3 separate regions of the Homo sapiens genome follow, and all the other regions are linked to region 1. Evidence: chromatin contacts called from ENCODE Hi-C or POLR2A ChIA-PET data. All regions are on one chromosome and are shown on one strand. Each heading gives the region's core, a stretch centred on a gene start or an enhancer-like site at or near the end of the contact. The rest is flanking DNA. Distances are from core to core; before and after follow the strand shown.

What was found. Hi-C counts contacts between places; a loop is a spot of excess contacts on that map. ChIA-PET counts read pairs that join two places held with the same protein, here RNA polymerase II (POLR2A). Pooled maps may share reads with other maps.
Region 2: a loop to region 1 is called in a pooled map, with 4 times the contacts of the local background. The contact joins the promoter of C17orf75 here to the promoter of EVI2A in region 1. A Hi-C loop is called at or near these places in 2 of 37 single-sample maps with no recorded cell type and 6 of 50 pooled maps. POLR2A ChIA-PET finds 5 or more read pairs at or near these places in 2 of 52 experiments (CD4-positive, alpha-beta T cell and GM12878).
Region 3: a map with no recorded cell type shows a loop between it and region 1 (5-fold over the local background). The contact joins the enhancer-like site here to the promoter of EVI2A in region 1. A Hi-C loop is called at or near these places in 1 of 37 single-sample maps with no recorded cell type and 2 of 50 pooled maps. POLR2A ChIA-PET finds 5 or more read pairs at or near these places in 1 of 52 experiments (activated B cell).

What each region holds. Positions count from the first base shown.
Region 1 is chr17:31,319,148-31,323,650 of GRCh38, forward strand. EVI2A (ecotropic viral integration site 2A) reads right to left here and starts at 2,475. Exons shown (of 2, transcript NM_014210.4): 1 at 2,348-2,475. All of the region lies in intron 36 of NF1 (neurofibromin 1), which reads left to right.
Region 2 is chr17:32,339,567-32,343,747 of GRCh38, forward strand. It overlaps C17orf75 (chromosome 17 open reading frame 75), which reads right to left and starts at 2,607. Exons shown (of 10, transcript NM_022344.4): 1 at 2,434-2,607; 2 at 1,638-1,718; 3 at 247-372. The coding sequence starts at 2,573. RefSeq lists silencers at 1,637-1,819, 2,314-2,393 and an enhancer at 2,288-3,174.
Region 3 is chr17:29,720,554-29,725,254 of GRCh38, forward strand. The region is part of intron 3 of SSH2 (slingshot protein phosphatase 2); the gene reads right to left. Among named protein-coding and RNA genes, the nearest start is that of SSH2-AS1, 83 kb to the left of the region's middle. RefSeq lists a silencer at 3,124-3,223. Within about 2 kb of position 2,283, at least 21 of the 41 ENCODE cell types and tissues checked have a DNase peak (open chromatin) inside an H3K27ac peak, as active enhancers do.

The sequences.
Region 1 (4,503 bases), core at 1,225-3,724:
CTACCCTGAATTCCTTCTCAACTAAATTTCTTTTCTATTCAGCTATGTATGAAGAAGCATTTTAATTTCTATTAACACTTTTAGATGCTAGAAGTTAGCATTACAAATAAATATTAATCATTTTAAGTGGACTATCATGGCTTTATATAGTTTTCTTCCTTTGAAGCGTGCTAGACTTCTGCTTTGAGTCAGTTAGTTCTGCTTTTACTTTTCTGATTCCTTCTTTAAAAAAAAAAAAAAATTAAGGATCATTCTTACAGAAACTACCCACCCTCTAACCTGTCACCAATCTTTACAGAAGAAATGTGGCCTTGAGCTTCTTGCTTCATGTATGAAATAAATGCAAATTTTTTTGGTGGAAAGAGGGGAAGTTTGGTAGCAACCAAAAGAAACTGAACTTCAAATAGAAATTCAAGGTGTTCTTTTTTTTTCTTGGGTGTTCATCTTGAAGCTTAGAATAAAGCTGGTACTTAGAAATACATTTGTAAGTGTATTTGTGAACGCAATTTTACTGTGGTGGTTGTCTCTTTTCATTTATATTTCCCTGGACTGACTGTGTCTTTCTGAAGGCAAAGGCATACCAGTTTTCTCAACCTAAAAATCTGAAGAAAAAAAAAAAAAAACAGCAAATTTCCTCTGAGTAGACTTAAAAGTTCAACAAAAGTTGCTGGGTTTTCTTTTAAAGCATCATTTATACCTAGCATTTTTTCTGATTTTGACATAATTGTAAAAAAAAATGTGTAATAAAATAGAAATAGAGCATCAGGATCTTGATGATTTGGGATGAAGTGGCAGGTTATAAGCATCTCAACAGATAATTGAAAATGTTGAATTTCCGCTTTGGCCCTGAGCTTGCTGGAAACTAGTACAAAAAGGAGACAAGTTATATTATACATTTTTTAAATCTACCAAATGATTGATTTAAATAGAAATGGCATATCTTAGAATTTAACAGTTCCATGTACTGCTAACCCAGCAGGAAAGATTTATAATCATTATTAAGGTATCTTATAATAATATACCAGTTTGTCTTGAGCTACTTTTGAAAGGAGTATTTTATTGTTAGCATTTATTTGAATGAACTAAAAGCAAAACTATATTGTTCTCCTGAGATTTACTAAATGAAATTGCCTGGTTAAGAACCCTACGTATGCTATAGAAATTCTTCTCAAATGTACTTAGGAGTCCTTTTATTTAAAAAAAAAAAAAAAAGGCAGATTCTTACCTAGCTAGTATAGGTAGGGCCTGAAAGTCTTTGTTTCCAAACCAACTCCTAAGCAACATGGATGCCACTGCTAGTCAGGCTTTTGAACATCAAGGTTTTATAAGAAATGGTTGTTATATGTCATTGGCTGACATTTGTATACTATTAAAATACAGAAATTGAAAATAAGAAATGTGATACGTTGAGTTATGCAAACAAAAGTAGCATGTAATAAACAATGCTAACTGGAGACTATATTTCATATTAATAGTAGGGAGGAAAAACTATTAAATATTCCAGGATTAAGATTACTTTTTAGATTATGACCTTTAGTAGACAATTAAAGGCCCAAGTCACTGGCTTTTGTATAATAGTGTTCAGCTTTAATTTTTAAGTTTAGTGACATAAATCTTTGGATATTTCATGATTCTTCCACAAAAAGAAATACTTGAAATTGGATTAGCAAGTAATTTCCATCTTTTTATACTAGACTGGACTTCTGTATTAGATGCTAGAATGATTTAAAGTAGATTATTCTTTTCACATTAGTTCATTAACAGTGTAGTATACATCATAGTATTGGTACACATTTTAACAGTGCTTACCACGGAACAGATAATAGGCCTGCTGTTGATTGTCTTCAGCCAGATGTACTGCAGTGCCCAAATAAACAAACTGTATGACAAAATGAGACTTTCTCTTGCCCTTACAAATGCCTGAGAATTGAGGACTGTTTTTACTCCAGTTTATGCCTTGGAGGCCAGGTTGTGTTATCAGAAGTTTTCTTATATCTGATCATTTTCAGTAGAATTTATTTTCAGTAGAATTTGTAATGTCCAAGCATTAGTAATGAGAAATTTATTTTTTAACTTTTGAAAAATAACAAAACATTTCCAGTTTACTTGAGGAAACCAAACTTAGATCCTTCGTAATCCTAATTTAAAACTCCATGGCGATGGCAAATTTTTTCATTTCTAACTTAAAATTTATGTAACAGGACAGAAAAAAAAAGTATACATTTTCAGTCACAATTCTAGTTTGTTAGTGAGATTCTTACACACTTTGATAGCATTTCCTCGAACACTAATCTGTCAGACGTTAGAAGTGAAAAGGCATAAGAAAAGCCGTATATATATGACCTACCTTACAAAATGCTTGGTCAAAATCTGATTATAACGTGATTTTGATAAACCACTTCTTTTCTTGTCTTCTTTTTAAAGCAGAATAGACTTGGAGAATATGAGCCTTAAAGTAAATCTGCAGTAAAAAAGGATATGTGCAGCTAGTTTTCCACTTTTAAAACCAAACCACAGATGACACATTTCCTTTCCACTGCAACTAAAGCACATGTCACAGGAGGGAAAAAAAAAAAAACAACGAAAAAGCTCCAACTTCTCTAGTTGGCCACTGGCATGACAGGAGGCTTTGTAGAACCAATCCCCGCCTCCAGAGCAGGGAGGGTTTTCCACTTAATGCCTTTTGACAGTATGCTCATTCTATAGGCCTGCTACATGCTTTAGTGTCATTCAAAAGAGGTTTTGAAATGGTATCTTCCATTTCAAATCTTCTCTAAAAGACTTATTTGAAATCTACAGACTGATTTGAAAATGTGAGTTTGGAGTCCATGGGATACTGATCAGATAATGTAACAATTGTGGAACTGCAGCAATTATTTGAGAAAATATCTAGTAAACTTAGATTATATGGGACAGAAAATGCTTTCGTGTGGTGTAGTGTGTGTATACACACACACACACACACACACACACACACACACAACTGTCAAACATCCTGTCATCACCTCAAGTTTAACATGACTGAAACAGACTTTAAGAACTAGGTATGGGCTGAACACGGTGGCTCACACCTGTAATCCCAGCACGTTGGGAGGGTTGACGCAGGCAGATCACTTGAGGCCAGGAGTTCAAGACCAGCCTGGCCAACATAGAGAAAACCTGTCTCTACTAAAAATATAAAAATTAACCAGGCAGGGTAGCATGCACCTGTAGTCCCACCTACTTGGGAGGCTGAGACAGGAGAATAGCTTGAACCCGGGACGTGGAGGCTGCAGAGATCATGAGATCTTGGCTGCATGAGCTAAGATCATGCCACTGCACTCCAGCCAGGAAGACAGAGTAAGACTCTGTCTCAAAAAAAAAAAAAAAAAAAAAAAAAAAAAAAAAAAGAACTGGATATGGCAGCACATATCTGTAATCCCAGCTACTAGGTAGGTTGAGGTAGGAGGATCACTGGTGGAGCCCAGGAGTTCAAATCCAGCCTGGGTAACATAGCAAGACTCCATCTCTTAAAAATTAATTAAATTAATGAAATAAAAAGAACTTTATTTTTTCTTTAAAGGAGGCTGCCTGTGACAGTCTTCTTGTTTCTGTTCATGATAGCAACATTCTAATATCAGAGGCTTAGTATACAACACATCATTTTAATTTAAGTCCTCTCAGTCCTGATCAGACTTTGAATCATGTTGGTCCTTCCTTCATATTGTTGGATCAGTTTCTTTTTCCCTGTTTTTACTGTCAACAGTACTATTTTAGATCCTTATCAGGTCATACCTAGACTCTACAGTGCCTTTTCGGTAGCCCTGAATCCTTCTTATATCTTGTATACATCACTGTCTTTGGTCATACCACCCTTTCTTTAAGGGAAAATAAAACCGGTTGAACAGTTCCCTAATACATACAACAATGATTCAGAAATGTTTGTGTACATAAACATCAGATGAGAAGATTGTTTAAAAATTATAAAAGCAGGACATGGTGGCTCACACCTGTAATCTCAGCACTTTGGGAGGCTGAGGCGGGAGGATTACTTGAGCCACAGAAATTCGAGACCAGCCTGGGCAGCATGGCAAAATCCTGTCTCTACAAAAAATACAAAAAAACAAAAACAAAAAACTAGCCGGGCATGGTGGCGCTTATCTGTAGTCCCAGCTACTCAGGAGGCTGAGGTGGGAGGATCACCTGAGCCTGGGGAGGTCAAGGCTACAGTGAGCTGTGACCGTGCCACTGCAGTCCAGCCTGAGTTAAGGGAAAAAAAAAAAAGATAAAAATTTCCAGGCCCCACTACATAGATCCATATTTAGTAGGTCCAGGTTGGGACCAGGAAACTGCATTTTTATCAAGCACCACAGTTGATTCTGACGCCAGTAGTCCACAGAACATATGCTGAGAAATGGTGAGCCCCTAGTAGAAAACCTAAGCCCTTTGGTTGGGCAGTTATGGTCTCTCCACAATTTGACTATTCTGTATTTTCCCAGCTTTATCTCTCAAAACTTCTCTACC
Region 2 (4,181 bases), core at 1,357-3,856, 1.0 Mb after region 1:
ACAAAGCAAGACCCTGTCTCAAAAAAAAATAAACTAATTAAATAAAGTGCAATTGGGTGCCAGGGTCTCTGCCATTCAATTAATTCCATTCCACAAATGTTTATGTGTGAGGCCCAGTGCTCGGGCTGCCAGAGAATAAAGACAAATTCTGCAGGTCTAGTAGGAGCTGATCTTTTGGAGTTTCTCATCACTTCTCATATTTAGTTCAGAAATAAAAACTCAGGACACAGCACATTTTGCACTTACTTTAGCTCCACAGATGCAACATTACCCAGCCCTTCAAAGACTGCACCTCTTGAAAGACGCTTAGCAATGAAACTGCGCAGCTCTGGCTCCACTTCGGATGGTAGATTAGTATCTGCCAAGGAGAGGCTTGACAAATGAAAGACACACATTCTTTACCAGTGGACTAGGGTATTCACACCCATTAAGTCAGACAGAATGGTACCAACGCCAGGGGCTCTTTTAAGGACTGGGGAAAGCTGTCCTTATGACCCCTATTGGTGAGGCTTCTAGGAATGTATGTCACTAAGTATGATCTACCTCATCAAATAGCTTAAAATATTCCTATCTTTCCAGCTCATTCTCTCCAGTACTGTGACTCCACTGGAACCCCCAATCCACTGACCCTACCTCTTTTTCAGTCTCTCAAGTTTCTCATCTCACTTCCCTCCTTATTCTGCCTTAATTCCATGGTCAGTCATTATAATCACACCCCTGCACACATTCTTATCTTTTTTATCTTTCAACTTTATTGAGGTATAATTGATGATTTAAAAATTTCAGGGCTGGGGCCGGGAGCAGTGGCTCACGCCTGTAATCTCAGCACTTTGGGAGGCCGAGGCAGGTGGACCACAAGGTCAAGAGATAGAGATCATCCTGGCTAACACAGTGAAACCCCGTCTCTACTAAAAAAAAATACAAAAAAATTAGCCGGGCGTGGTGGTGGGTGCCTGTAGTCCTAGCTACTCGGGAGGCTGAGGCAGGAGAATGGCGTGAACCCGGGAGGCAGAGCTTGCAGTGAGCTGAGATCGCACCACTGCACTCCAGACTGGGCAACAGAGGGAGACTCTGTCTCAAAAAAAAAAAAAAATTTTTCAGGGCTGGGCAAGGTGGCTCATGCCTGTAATCCCAACACTTTGCGAGGCAGAAGTGGGCGGATCACTTGAGTCCAGGAGTTCAAGACCAGCCTGGGCAACATGGTGAAACCCCATCTCTACCAGAAATACAAAAATTAGCCAGGCGTGGTGGTCAGTAGTCCCAGCTACTGGGGAGGCTGAGGTGAGAGGATCACCTGAGGCCGGGGAGGTTGACGCTGCAGCGAGCCAAAGTCATGCCACTGCACTCCAGCCTGGGCAGCAGAGCAAGACCCTGTCTCAATTTAAAAGGAAAAAGAAAAAAAAAGGATTTCTTTTTGGCTAATCACCAAGCACACTATCAGTATGTGGATTTGTTTGCCCCAGCCTTGAATGAACCAGCCAATGAGGAAATCAGGATGAGGTTCCTAGGGGATAGGAGGAATTGACGGTTTGACTCAGGGAAAGCTCAGTGGAAATAGAGTATCCACTGACATGTACAGGCCAGAGATGCAGGGAAGATGAAAGCACATGCATGAATTATGCTGAAGCTCTTTTTACCTGAAATCATCACCAGAGGGAGTTTCTGCATTTGTGCCACTTGGGCTTCCGTCCTCACTGTCCCCTCGTTGCTGTGCCAATCTACAAGCCACAAAACCAATAGTGCTATCAATTATGGGCTCTAAACCAAGAGGAGTATGGGGGCCTGGCAAGCAGGGTAAGGCAAGGAGTCAACTAAAAATGCTGCAAGGTGGAAGTGCACTGCCTATCCTCATGACAAGGAAAACCCATACAGCAGTGCTGACAAGAGCCCCTTCTCTCTCCAGGCCACTTAACGGGTGGAGGAAAGGCTAAATACCCAGAAGGTTCAAGGAAACTCCTTTAAAAACCAAACTTGACAAGGCCAAGAAGGTTCCAGGAAAGTCAGAAGGAGGAAAAAGAGGAATCAAGAACAGAGGAAAACCAGAGGGTGGGGATGGGGGTGTGTGTGACAGAAATGGGAGAAGTGGGGAGATAATGACAGAAAGGAGAGGGGACGGGAACTGAAATTATTGAGCATGCGGGGCACTGCGCTAAACAAAGGGCAGCCGCGAGAGTAAGAGGCTGGGATGATATAGGGGCAGATGAAGGGCACAGGCATGGTTGGGCCAGGCATACAAGTCCACGACGGGGGCCAGGAAGAGCAGCGGGAGGCGAGGAGCGCCCTTCAGGCCAGAGACCTTGGCTGGGAGAGGAGAAGATGGCTTTTAGGAGCGGCCGGGCCGCTGGGCCGGGGGTGGGGTGCAAGGCCGGGCGGCGGGCCGGGGGCGGGGCCGCAGGGGCGGGCGGGCTGGCAGGCCGAGCTGGGCGCCAGCACCTGCTTCCGCGATAGCTGTAAAGACAGTAGTGGCTGCTGGACGGCGGCTCGAGTCTCCGCTCCTCGGCTGAGCCTCCCTCTTCGCTGCTCTCTAGTTCCTTTTCATCTCCATCCATCGACTCCTGCAAAGAGGGGAGCATTGCGGCGGCCTCTGAGCGGCCCTGTGTCTCCGCCAAACCGCTCCCCTGCTCCCGTGCAGCCGTCGGTATCAGGGCTCGTCCGGCTCCCGGCCCTCGCACACCTGCGTTCCGCTGGTTTCCCCGGGTTCGCAGGCAAGGACTGGCCTGGAAAGGGAGTCTCTTCTCCCCACAGGGGCTGACAGGCGTACTGAGTTCGCCTTTACTGACAAGCTTTTACCATTTATTTTGAACTTATTTTCCTTTGAGACATCTGGGAAACTTTCTATGTGATAAAGGTGGCACAACTACCTAGCCACATGGAAAAGAATAAGGCTACTCGTCTGCCTCCTTGCGCGCGTGCCAGCACGCACAGACACCCGTTTGATCAAAAAGTTAAGAATTTAAAATGAATTTTGTTAAAGTGAAAATATGGGATAATTTTGTTAATTCTTGAAGAGGGTCTTTCCAAACATAACAAAACACTTAGAAGTCATACAGGAAAACGTTTAAAAAAATGACTACGTAAAAACTAAAAGGCCGGGCACGGTGGCTCACGCCTGTAATTCCAGTGCTTTGGGAGACCGACGCAGGCGGATCACTTGAGGTCAGAAGTTCAAGACCAGCCTGGGCAACATGGTGAAACTGTGTCTCTACTAAAAGTACAAAAAAATTAGCCACGTGTGGTGGTTCACGCCTGTAATGCCAGCTACCCTTCCAGTCTCTGCCCATTACCCAGTTCTAACACCAATTCACATTTTCAGGTGTTTGTTTCTGCAACACCCCATTCTCTGGTACCAGTTTTCTGTCTCAGTCCATTTTATGATGCTATAAAAGGATACCAAAGACTGGGCAATTTATAATTAGCTCTTAAAGGCCCCACTTCTTAATAGTCTTACAATGGCAATTACATTTCAACATGAATTTGGGAGTGGACAAACACTCAAACCATAGCGCCACGTGAAGGAGGAGGCAGACTGGAGTGATGTATCTACAAACCAAGGAATGTCAAGGATTGATGGTCATCACCAGAAGCTAGGAGAGGACATGGAACAGATTCTCCCCTAGAGGCTTCAAGAGAGTATGTCCCCACCAGCACCTCCATGTCAACTTCCAGCCTCCAGAACTGTGAAATAATACATTTCCATTGTTTTAAGCCACCGTGTGTGTGTGCATGCGTGTGTTTTGTGTTTTTTTTTTTTATTTTTAGTAGTGCAAACTTTATTCATAAATAAAACTTCATAAAGTTAAAAGCAGGGGCAGTTCCTATTTTTAAAAAGGAATAGTGGAAGGCAACCTGCCATTTCATTTAAAATTACAAGTTAGGTTTTTCAGATGGATAACAGTTGAGATCGTTAAATCCCCTTCCTGCTTCTCAGATTTTCACAAAATAGCACATTAAATCCTCAGTCCTAAGCAATTATGGCAGAGATTCCAAATTGCCTCTCCATATCAAAGTGGATAGCACAGTTTCTTCTCTTGCAATAAAGGTACTCATTTGATGAACAAGTGAGTATAGCAGTCAGATTCTTAAAAGATTGTATTGCAGAAGTTACTGCCATGTCTTCATTCGCAATGGGTATCCTCACCTCTATCTCCCATTCAGTAACATTGTCAGTTTCCTTATCTCTC
Region 3 (4,701 bases), core at 1,033-3,532, 1.6 Mb before region 1:
TATCGCTGGACTGCCTGACTTTTTAAAGTCCCTGGACAAATTCTTCTTTTCGTAACTGTTTAAATGCATATTACAGATCCCTTGGGCCATGCACTAATGCACAAATGAAATCTAGGAGGGGCACTGCTGCCAGTGTTAGGTTCTGACACTTGCAAAAGCAGTTAACTTTTGTTAAAAAAAAAAAATTAACGATGATGGAGGAGGAGGAACAGGAGGAGGAAGAGAAAAAAATAGCAAAAGGCAAAGTCCAAATGACAATTTAAGGACCTGTCAAAGAAAAGGGAAAAGAGAAAGCAAGTAGAAGTCACTGTCCTTAATTACCTCACAATTTTTCACCCATCCAGTGTTCTCTGTTTCCTAGTCTTTTCCCCTTACAGAATCACTACAGAATTGTAACACCATTACAGATGAAAAATTCACTCTACTGGTTTCTTGCAAATTTAATTTATTAAGCTTTCTTGATGTCCAATCCAATGTTTAACAGTTCAAATTCACTAAATGCACATTTTAAAGTAAATTTATGAAGACGCAATGATCCACAGCTCTTGGGGAGCTGGGGACAAAGAGATCACACAGTAGTATTTTGCAGTACTCTAGAGTGGGATGTGAAATAACAATAATTCCAAACATTTTAGTTAGGGTTTAGAAAAAGAGGAAAATAACCTAATCAAAATGATCCAAGAGTAAATTTAACTTTCATATGTGTTTTAAATGTATCAGAGAAAAGAAGTTAAGATTCATTATATATTTGCTCCAGCATAGAACGGACATTGCAGTATAATCCTACACTTGTTCCCTGGATTGCTTTTAGGTTTTGGTCGAGCTAGGTCCTATAATCTACCCCAGTGGCAACTCAGGACCCAGGAAAACAAGGGAAAAAGGAAAAACTTTTAACCACCGGCTTTACTACTAAAGGCAAAATTTCTCTGCAATGATTGGAAGGAAAGCTAGAATTCTGAGGGTCTTTTGTTTTCTCACACAGTAAGACAGCTAGAAAAGCTGTATGTAAATCCTGCAGACTTCCTAAGTCATCAGGGGACCCTAGACACCACAGGTCCAACCCTTCAAATGTCTAAGTATTGGGGATTACGGTTTCTGAAAGGAAGGTGGCTGAAGATATTCAATAACAAACTTTCTACCAAAACAAGGAAACATGGTCCATTTTGTTCTTTTTGTCAAACAAGAAAGGGAAAATGATGAGGAGGCATGGATGTGTCCTTATTCACCATTAAGAAGACAAAGGGTGAGACATAACAGCTCTGAAAAGGGAGACGACCAGTTACAAGTGAAACACTATTACTAACAAGATTAGTCAGGTATTAGAAGAAATGAGGCTTGCAACTCAACAAAGGGCAGAAAAGTATAGACATGTCTTTTTTCTAAATGAGACTGTCCTTGGGTGGGCAGGGTAATGTTTCTTGAAAGTCAATGTAATTTGTAAGGCCGGATGCAGTGGCTCACGCCTGTAATCCCAGCACTTTGGGAGGCTGAGGAGGGTGGATCACGAGGTCAGGAGTTCAAGACCAGCCTAGTCAAGATGGTGAAACCCCATCTCTACTAAAAATACAAACATTAGCTGGGCATGGTGGCCGGCACCTGTAATCCCAGCTACTCGGGAGGCTGAGGCAGAGAACTGCTTGAACCCGGGAGGTGGAGGTTGTAGTGAGCCGAGATCGCGCCACTGCACTCCAGCCTGGGCAATAGAACGGGACATTATCTCAAAAAAAAAAAAAAAAAAGTCAGTGTAATTTACAACAGCAGTTTCTAAATATTAAAAAAATCCTTCACACATGTTATATGTCTTACTTTTAAAAAGTTGGATCTCAGCCATACTCTAGAGTACTTGGGTTTCAAAAGTCAGAAAGGAAAATAAAAATAAGGACTCATCGATGGAGTACTGATAAGCTGCAATGTCCTTTGAGTAACTCAAGACCAAAAACCAAAAGATAATGCCAGGAGAAAAACAGGGAAGTGGCTAAATGACAAAGTATCTGAACTTCTGCTTAAGACAAAGGACACAATTACGCAAAAAGCTATGCACGGGAAGATAACATGGCAGGAATGAAAACAGCTATCAATAAGGATAGTAATATTGTGGGTGATTTTTTTCTTTTTGAAAATTTTCTTAAATTATGTTATTATACTGTGTTTTCAGTTTTTAAAAAGGACCGAAAAGTGGGGAGGGGCAGTACAGGAAAACACACCGTGGGAACAGAGTCAAGCACACAGATGGTTTGCGTAAGCTAAATTTTCAGACATCTGCCTTTGTGCAAGACTGGAAAAAGTAGAGCTGCTGTCAACAAGTTCTCTGCAGTGAGAGAGGGGTGGAGCCTGAGAGAAAGTGAACCGTGAAGAAACCAACAATCCGAAGCCACAGGGCTGAAGAACAAATAATTTCTTAGATTAAGTTCCTCATTTATGAGCTACCCCTCTTCCCAAAATGCTTTGCCATCGGCAATGTCTACTACTCAAATAAGGAGACCTTAAGCTGCCCATATGTCTCCACTTAAGTGACTGAGGTTCTCTGTCAGTAGCACTACTTAGCTCTATGCAAGATATCCCATCTCTGTGGGCAAGATATCCCATCTCTGTGGGAGATGAGATATGGTACAATATACTGTATAAAAATCTGGGTGAGATGCAAATGGCCCCAAACCTCCCTTCATTTTCCAATTCCAAATAAAAAAAAGCTTATCATGTACAGAAAACTCATGTAAAAGCAAAGACAATACAGTTGTTCATCTGCTCTACTGCCTTGCTTTGATATATGTTTAACTTTATTTCTGTTTAGTTAAATGAATACTCCTAGGCCTATATTGTTTGCTCTTGCATGTAAGGCAATGAAGGGAAATTGCCATTCACACTGCTTTATATAGTGCCCAGTGTAACGCTATATACACAGTGCTTAATGAATGTGATCTGAAAATGGCAATAGGGAAGCTGAAGACTCAAGAACACTTTGGAAGATAAGAAAGTATGGAAGATATTACAAAACCTCTTCTCTGGTACATGTGAAGAACGGGAAGGTAACATGGCAGGAATGGAAATGGCCCTAAGTAAGGAACTTAACATTGTGGGTAATTTTTTCTCTTTTTGAAAATTTTCTTTAATGATATTATTCTGTGTTTTCAATTTTTATAAAGGACCAAAGTGATTCTGGGGTGGGGGGTAGGGCAGCTCTTCTGGCAGGTGAGAAAGCCCACATTTGTCATACAAACCACAGGAAAGGCCTTATTTGTTCTTGTTTGCAGCCTTTAATCAGGCCTCATGCTAGGGGGAACTTCTTCCACTTGAAAAATTTACTTGCAAAGTTCTATCTGGTGTTCTGTCTTGAACTTCCCTTTTCTGAGAAGTTGGGTGTATTGTATGGGATACTCCCATACATCTACCTTCTGGGCAAACTGACTACAAAAGATGTGGGAAATCTCTTGTTCAGGCACAGTAGCCTCTCTTAGGTCCTATATAAGCTCCTCTTCCTGAATTCTCAGTCAGTTAATTCCACATAGTTCACAGGACCCACATTTTCCTGTTGGTGACAGCAAAAGCTACAACAGACCAAATTATAATTTAATCAACTAGATACAGATTTTAACTCAAAGGTGTAATACATGCAAAACAGAGGAAGGTGCCTATTCTTTCTGTACTCATATAATCTAACTGAGGTTTTAAAATGTGGATGTCAGAACCTATTCTAGCCGGGCAGGGTGGCTCACACCTGTAATCCCAGCACTTCGGGAGGCCGAGGTGGGTGGATGGCCTGAGGTCGGGAGTTCAAGACCAGCCTGACCAACATGGTGAAACCCCATCTCTACTAAAAATACAAAATTAGCCGGGCGTGGTGGCACATGCCTGTAATCCCAGCTACCTGGGAGGCTGAGGCAGGGGAATCACTTGAACCCGGGAGGCGGAGGTTACAGTGAGCCAAGATTGTGCCATTGCACTCCAGCCTGGGCAACAAGAGCAAAACTCTGTCTCAAAAAAAAAAAAAAAAAACAAAACCCTATTCTAAGGACCCAGATTACCAAATCTTTTTTTTTTTTTTTTTTTTTTTCAAAGAGACAGAGTCTCGCTCATTGCCCAGGCTGGAGTGCAGTGGTGCATTCTCAGCTCACTGCAACCTCCACCTCACGGGTTCTAGCAATTCTCCTGCCTCTGCCTCCCGAGTAGCTGGGATTACAGGCGCATGCCACCATGCCCAGCTAATTTTTGGTATTTTAGTAGAGACAAGGTTTCACCATGTTGCCCAGGCTGGTCTCAAACTCTTGAGTTCAGGCAATCCACCCACCTCGGCCTCCCAAAGTGCTAGGATTACAGGTGTGAACCACCGTGCCTGGCCGTTAATTTTTTCTGAAGGTGTTCTAGTTGATTCTGAAACTCAGTTTGGTTTGAAAACTTTTCAAGAATACATCACAGATTTTCATTCAACAGGTATTTGTTGAGAGCTTATTATGTAGCAGGTCCCATTCAAGGCACTGGAATACAGCAATGAACTTTTATAAAAGCCAGGGAATCGGCCAGGCACGGTGGCTCACGCCTGTAATCCCAGCACTCTGGGAGGCCAAGACGGGCAGATCACGAGGTTAGGAGATCGAGACCATTCTGGCTAACATGGTGAAACCCCGTCTCTACTAAAAATACAAAAAATTAGCCGGGCATGGTGGTGCGTGCCTGTAGTCCCAGCTACTCAGGAGGCTGAGGCAG